2 separate regions of the Homo sapiens genome follow, and region 1 is linked to region 2. A link is a loop called in an ENCODE intact Hi-C map of the cell type or tissue named here. Cell type or tissue: Caco-2. All regions are shown on one strand. Each heading gives the region's core, and the rest is flanking DNA. Links, peaks and the distances in the headings are about the cores only.

Region 1 (2,925 bases), core at 102-2,601, 66 kb before region 2:
TGTGCACTCACAATATTGTGCAACTACCACCCCATCTAGTTTTGAAACTTTTTAACCCCGCAGAACATCCTCTACCCTTTAAGTAGTAACTCCATACTTCTCCCTCTTCCCTTCTTCTGGCAACCACCAATGTGCTTTCTGTCTCTATGGATTTGCCTATTCTGGATTTCAATCGTTTTAATTTTAAATATGTACAAATTACAAATTCTGCTTATGCATTGATTGTATGCCTCATTTTTCTTGAGGAATGAGACATGGAGGACTAGGATGTGAAATCCTAGTAATAATTCCTGGAAACTCTGACAAGATGGTAAAGTCTCACCATAAGCAGCCTTCTGATCTCTCTCCCAGAACAAGTATCACCCTCTACTGTAATGATCTGCTTATTTGTCTGTATTCTCTTCAAGACAGTAATCACTGGTGGGCTTTTTTTCAAACTGTAATGCTTAGCACAATGCCTTTATATGCTTCAGTCCTTGGTGTTTGCTGAAGGAAATGAAGGGGAACAGGAAGAGAAGAGGTGGAGCTCATTAGTGATGTTTTGACCCTAGATGAATAAATGAAGAAATGATTTTACTGGGTTCTGTTTCTTTTTTGTTTTTTCTTTCTTTTTTTTCTTCCTTTTCTCTTTTTTCTTTTTCTTCTTCTTTTCCTCCCGATGTCTGATTTTCCTGAAATTAGTTTGAAGACTATGGAATTGGCTCCAGAATATACTTATTGTATTAAAATTGACCTTACCTTGTCTTATCCAACATTTGGCTTTATTAGCATATAAGCAATGATTATGTGTCATGTATTATTATCTAATTGGTAAAGAGCTATGTTTAATTATCTGGGTAATGCAATCTGATTTTGATCTGTCTGTTTTCTTTCACTAGGCTTTCTTTCCTCTTGCACAACACTTGTCTCTCAACCCACCCCCAGCACCTTGCCCAAAGCATTGGTGCTTAGTCTGGTAGGTTCAGTCAATGAACACTCACCCAGTGTTAGAGTGAGATAACTAGTTAGATGACGGCCTATGGAAAAGGGAGAAAAACTAGTTTCAAATCCCTTCCTTCCTGTATATTTTCCGTAAAATCTGATTATTTTGCATGGAATAGTAGGAAATATGATCATATGAAAACCCAGTGTCAACCACATTCAATTTCCTATAAGACAGCTTCCTTTTAATGGGCAGATTGCCCACAACAAAGAGTAGTGAGTATCATTTCAGCAATGGATAAGATAAGCACTTTCTTTTACCTTACCCTCTTTCTTTCACTTCATGTTTGAAGATAATGAATGCTGGTAGATCTGTGTTGTATGTCTGAAAAAAGCAAATGGTAAACAAAAGCCTCCCCTATAATTCTTTAAACCTCAATGCTCATGTGCCTTCATTCTCTGTTGGCTTGAACAAACAATTCCTTCATAGACGAGGCATTAGGAATGTATTTTAATCTTGTTTCCAAAGTTCTGTGAAGATAGTGCTACCTATTTGATTTGTGGAGAAGAATGGGTCCTTGTTGATTTTACAGAATTTCTAAGGAAATTGTTTTCTGCTCATTTCATCTTTCCTCTGGATAACACGTCACATTATCTTGTATGGTAGTGTCTGCTGTTCGCTTCTCAGTGCCATTAACATACATCTGGGCCACCCTTTGTGTGGAACTGTCCCCTGGTGAAACCCTCCGTGGTCTGGGGTGGAGAAAGACTGCAATTTACAGAGTCCATTATCACCTCTGGACGTGTAGAATGATAATGGAAGTGACAGAGGTGCAGCTGAAAATTGGCTCTTAATATTTTATGTGTTCAAGCAAAGGATTGGAAATCTCATGCTGCTCTTTAGGGAAAATGAAGTATGTGGGATTTTTTTTTTATCAGAAAGTTATATGCAAAGAGTTGACTGCAGGATTTCAAATAAATTGTTACACCATATTCATTTCTTGTTAACGAGTACTTTTCACTAGGGAAAAATACTTTTGTGTGAAAAATTAATATATGGAAGCAAAATGTATCAGCATTGAAGCAAATTTAAAATAATGTACCATATACATTACCACTTTGTTTTAACCAATATGCTATGTCTATAGAGTCATAAATATTTGCTTTAAAAGGTTATCTTTAAATTGTTTGGTTGCTTTTTGTTACTTTCCACCTAACATATTCTTTTCTGACTTACAGACACGACCATGTTTCAAGAGCTATCACGGTCATGTTGATTTTGGAAACGGAAATTTTGGGTCAGATATTTTAGTGTTTAAGACATATAGTATAAGATAGAAAACAAATACAGTTTCTGAAATAGTTACATTGATAATTTAACATTTATCTCATTTGTTATAATGTTTATTATTTCACTAAAGAGAGGTGTTTATCAAAAGAATTCTTTCTTGAAAAATATAGTTGCTTTCTGTTTTGACTAAGACGTGAAACAATACAGTGTCTGTAGAAGAATTTTATTACTTTTCATCAATCTGATCTCAGACAAAACAAAAGTAGTAAGACAATATTCTTTCTTACTAATAAAAGATTAAACAACTTGAAATTTAGCAAATGTTAGGATATGTTTTTATTTCCTTAATGTATATTTATGATGAGAATTTCCAATTTCTCTACTTTACCAAATAGTAACTATTAGGGTTATTACTATATCACTATTGACTTATGGTTAAGATATCGAGATTTTACATTTTGAAGCATTTGGAGATGAAGGGATAAACTTGGTGAGGTTTTTCAGTAACATTTCAGAAATGACAGACTACTTTTTCTTATATGTTTCTGTCGAAGTTTCCTTTCTGGAAATGAATATCACTTTACTAAGCTGTAAGCAGGAAAAGTTTCAAGCTGCTGTGGTGGGCTTCAAACCTAATTTAAATCAGCATTGCCTGCCATTTTGAGTAAGGTCCCTGTAGATCAGTTTATTTAGATGTGTAATGTGATTCAGAT
Region 2 (2,925 bases), core at 264-2,763:
AAACATTGTGAAGTACATTTGCTAGTTTTATGTAGTGCCAGATTGGTAAATTACTGTACTTTTTTGCTGTCCTATTATTGTTGGTGGTGGTTGTTTTTTAATTTACATCATCCTTCATGTTCCTAGACTCCTATTTCTCAGAGCCCTTTTCTGTATTATTATTATTAATGTGGCATGTTTAATGTTTATAGTATTTCCATAAAAATAGTTCATCTCTGCTAGGTAGTTTTCAATGTTAAAGCAAATGTGCTTACTCATTGAATATGAAAAATATCCCTCTGGAACAAATGTAGAACCATCCATCTCTTGAACAGAATTCTTACGGGTTTTACTTATCTGCCTAACTGCCTTGAAAACAGCTTGGAAATCATTCCCATACTTTTGGGGAGCAGTCAATCATTTAGACAGTTTCCACTGAACAGCTTAAAATAATCAGGTTATTACAAGTAAAAATATTTTAGGATGGGTATCTATGCCAGCTAACATGAAAACCCACACTGAACTGATGTTTAAGATGTATTATTACAGGCAAAAAGAAAAAAATCTTACTTTGTTTTTTGCACTGGCAGATTACAAAAGTTCATGGGACAGCAGTCATAGAAACACAGAGTTTTAGGATGAATTATGCATTATTTTAAAAACCTTTAGTATTGAGTTGTTAGCCCTCCATGTGGATAGAATTTCAGAGCCCTTATTACATTTTAAAAGTGAAGCTAGGGCAGAAAGTGACTCAAAATTAGAAATGTCAGGATCTTCAATTTTGAGGTATGGCCATTTATTCTTAAAGATACTGCATTCAAACAAAAAGGAGTCAGCTGAGGTGGCTCACGCCTGTAATCCCAGCACTTTGGGAGGCCTAGGAGAGAAGATAGCTTGAGCTCAGGTCATCGAGACCAGCCTGGGCAACATAGTGAGGCCCCCATCTCTACAAAACCAATTAAAACTAGCCTGGCATAAGGGTGGGTGCCTATAGTCCCAGCTACTTGAGAGGCTGAGGTGGGAGGATGGCTTGAGCCAGGAAGGCCAAGGCTGCAGTGAGCTGTGACCACACCACTGTACTCCAGCCTGGGTGAGAGAGTGAGACCTTGTCTCAAAAAAAAATAAAAAGAGAGAGAGAGTGAGATAGAGAGACAGAAAGAAAAAGAAATAGGGCACCATTTCAAAGAAAACATAAAAGCATTTTTTAAATATTACTTCTTTATGATTTAGAATGGATATTTTTTCTTCCAGAAATGAAAGACAAGTGTCTCTAGAAGACCAGACTTTAGAATAAACATTGCAGCAAATGTCCAAGCCTTGGCATATACCCCATATTTTGTTGGCATCTTGTATAGGTTTCTAATCTTATATTATAACCCATATGAATGTCCACTGAGGACCACAAAAAGATCTTCATGGAGAAAAAAAACACAGCTTCACACATTAAATTAAGCATAAGAGGAGCACAAGACTCGGGCTTTTTTTGGGGGGAAGTGAGAACAGCTCCAGCATTCGTTCTTCCCAGCAAAGGTGAACATATGGCCATGGTGTCTCCTGCTATCAACATTTTTGCCCCTGAGAGAGACTAGCAAGTCGGAACTGGTTAGAGACCATCAGAGAGAAAGAGAGATCATCTGCATCTCAAAGGATTAAACAAGCATTGGATAGAGAGGAACAGAAGGCTTCAGGTAGAGACAGTGGTGTGTGATCAAAGCCATTCATGTCTTAACTTTACAACTGTGTGGAGAGCTCAGAAGGAGGAAATATGTGAGCAGATCAAAAGATCAGTGTTGCAGTAAAGAAAGAGATAAGATTGAAAAAATGTGGAGAAGTGAATACTCAGCCCATAATACATGCAGAAAGTATTATCTGGGCTCAAAAGTTGTTGTGGGGTAGGGGGATGGGGGAGGGATAGCATTGGGAGATATACCTAATGCTAGATGACGAGTTAGTGGGTGCAGCGCACCAGCATGGCACATGTATACATAAGTAACTAACCTGCACAATGTGCACATGTACCCTAAAACTTAAAGTATAATAATAAAAGAAAAAAAAAAGTTGTGTCAAAGAACTCAGTTAGAAATTGGTTGTAATAATACAGTGGTGAGCTAGGACAGAAGGAACAAAGAGATGGGAGAAACATTAGAAAAATTACCGGGAGAAACACTGACTGCAGGTTACAATGGCTGGTCAGAAGTGGGTCAAGACAAGTTTCCAAATGGGTACCAGCAGTAGTAGTGGTACCATTAACAGACACTTTGAGGAGAGCGAATGCCAGGAGATACTGGTTGGGGAGGACTGAGGCTTTTTGGTGTTTTAACTTCGTATAAAACAGAGTAACTTTTAGGTTTCATTTTATGTAACAATTTTCATGCTATAACAGAGCTTGATTTTTCTCAGGTCATTACTAAAATATCACCAAAGAGAAGAATTCTGGATATATTAGAATTCAAAAAGATATTAAATAGAAAAACAAGACTGGGGAATATATTTCTTAAACATGTGTAAGATGTTTGCAGGTTACAAGCAAACCTCCATGTAGTCTGTCTACTGGAAGAATCATGATGGGACTGGACCTTCAACCACTGGCAAGCACTAGAGATAAAGTATGGATAGCCATCAGTAAACATAGTAATTTTGTTGTAAGAATAGGTTAGATTTACAGAAGTCCTCTCATGGCCGTGTATAAGCACTTTTTTTTTATTTCCTCTCTCTAACAGAAGAACCATCTACTTGATAGCAGTGGACACTTTTGATGCTTTTAATTGTAGAATCTTGGAATAATACACTGTGCTATTAAAATTGCTCTTCTACTTTCTATAGTTCTATGAAATGGAAAATCATTTGGCTTTAGTTGTTACTTATTTAGTGATGACAAAAATGAATTTGAATGAAAACACAAATTTTTTACAAGAACAAAATTGAGCAGTACAGCAGTACGGGTTT

Evidence for each region. A loop is a pair of places that touch in the nucleus more often than their neighbours do. Peaks named below come from ENCODE experiments on the same cell type or tissue, not always from the same donor. Only the 100,000 strongest peaks of a DNase experiment are listed, where the experiment ranks them.
Region 1: it touches region 2 in a loop (7-fold over the local background); 1 of 110 quality-filtered maps calls a loop at or near these places.

What each region holds. Positions count from the first base shown.
Region 1 is chr4:95,451,187-95,454,111 of GRCh38, reverse strand. All of the region lies in intron 1 of UNC5C (unc-5 netrin receptor C), which reads left to right. Among named protein-coding and RNA genes, the nearest start is that of UNC5C, 96 kb to the left of the region's middle. In Caco-2, for the core only: no CTCF peak of the experiment used is centred there; no DNase peak of the experiment used is centred there.
Region 2 is chr4:95,385,324-95,388,248 of GRCh38, reverse strand. All of the region lies in intron 1 of UNC5C (unc-5 netrin receptor C), which reads left to right. Among named protein-coding and RNA genes, the nearest start is that of UNC5C, 160 kb to the left of the region's middle. In Caco-2, for the core only: no CTCF peak of the experiment used is centred there; a DNase peak (open chromatin) is centred at 1,658.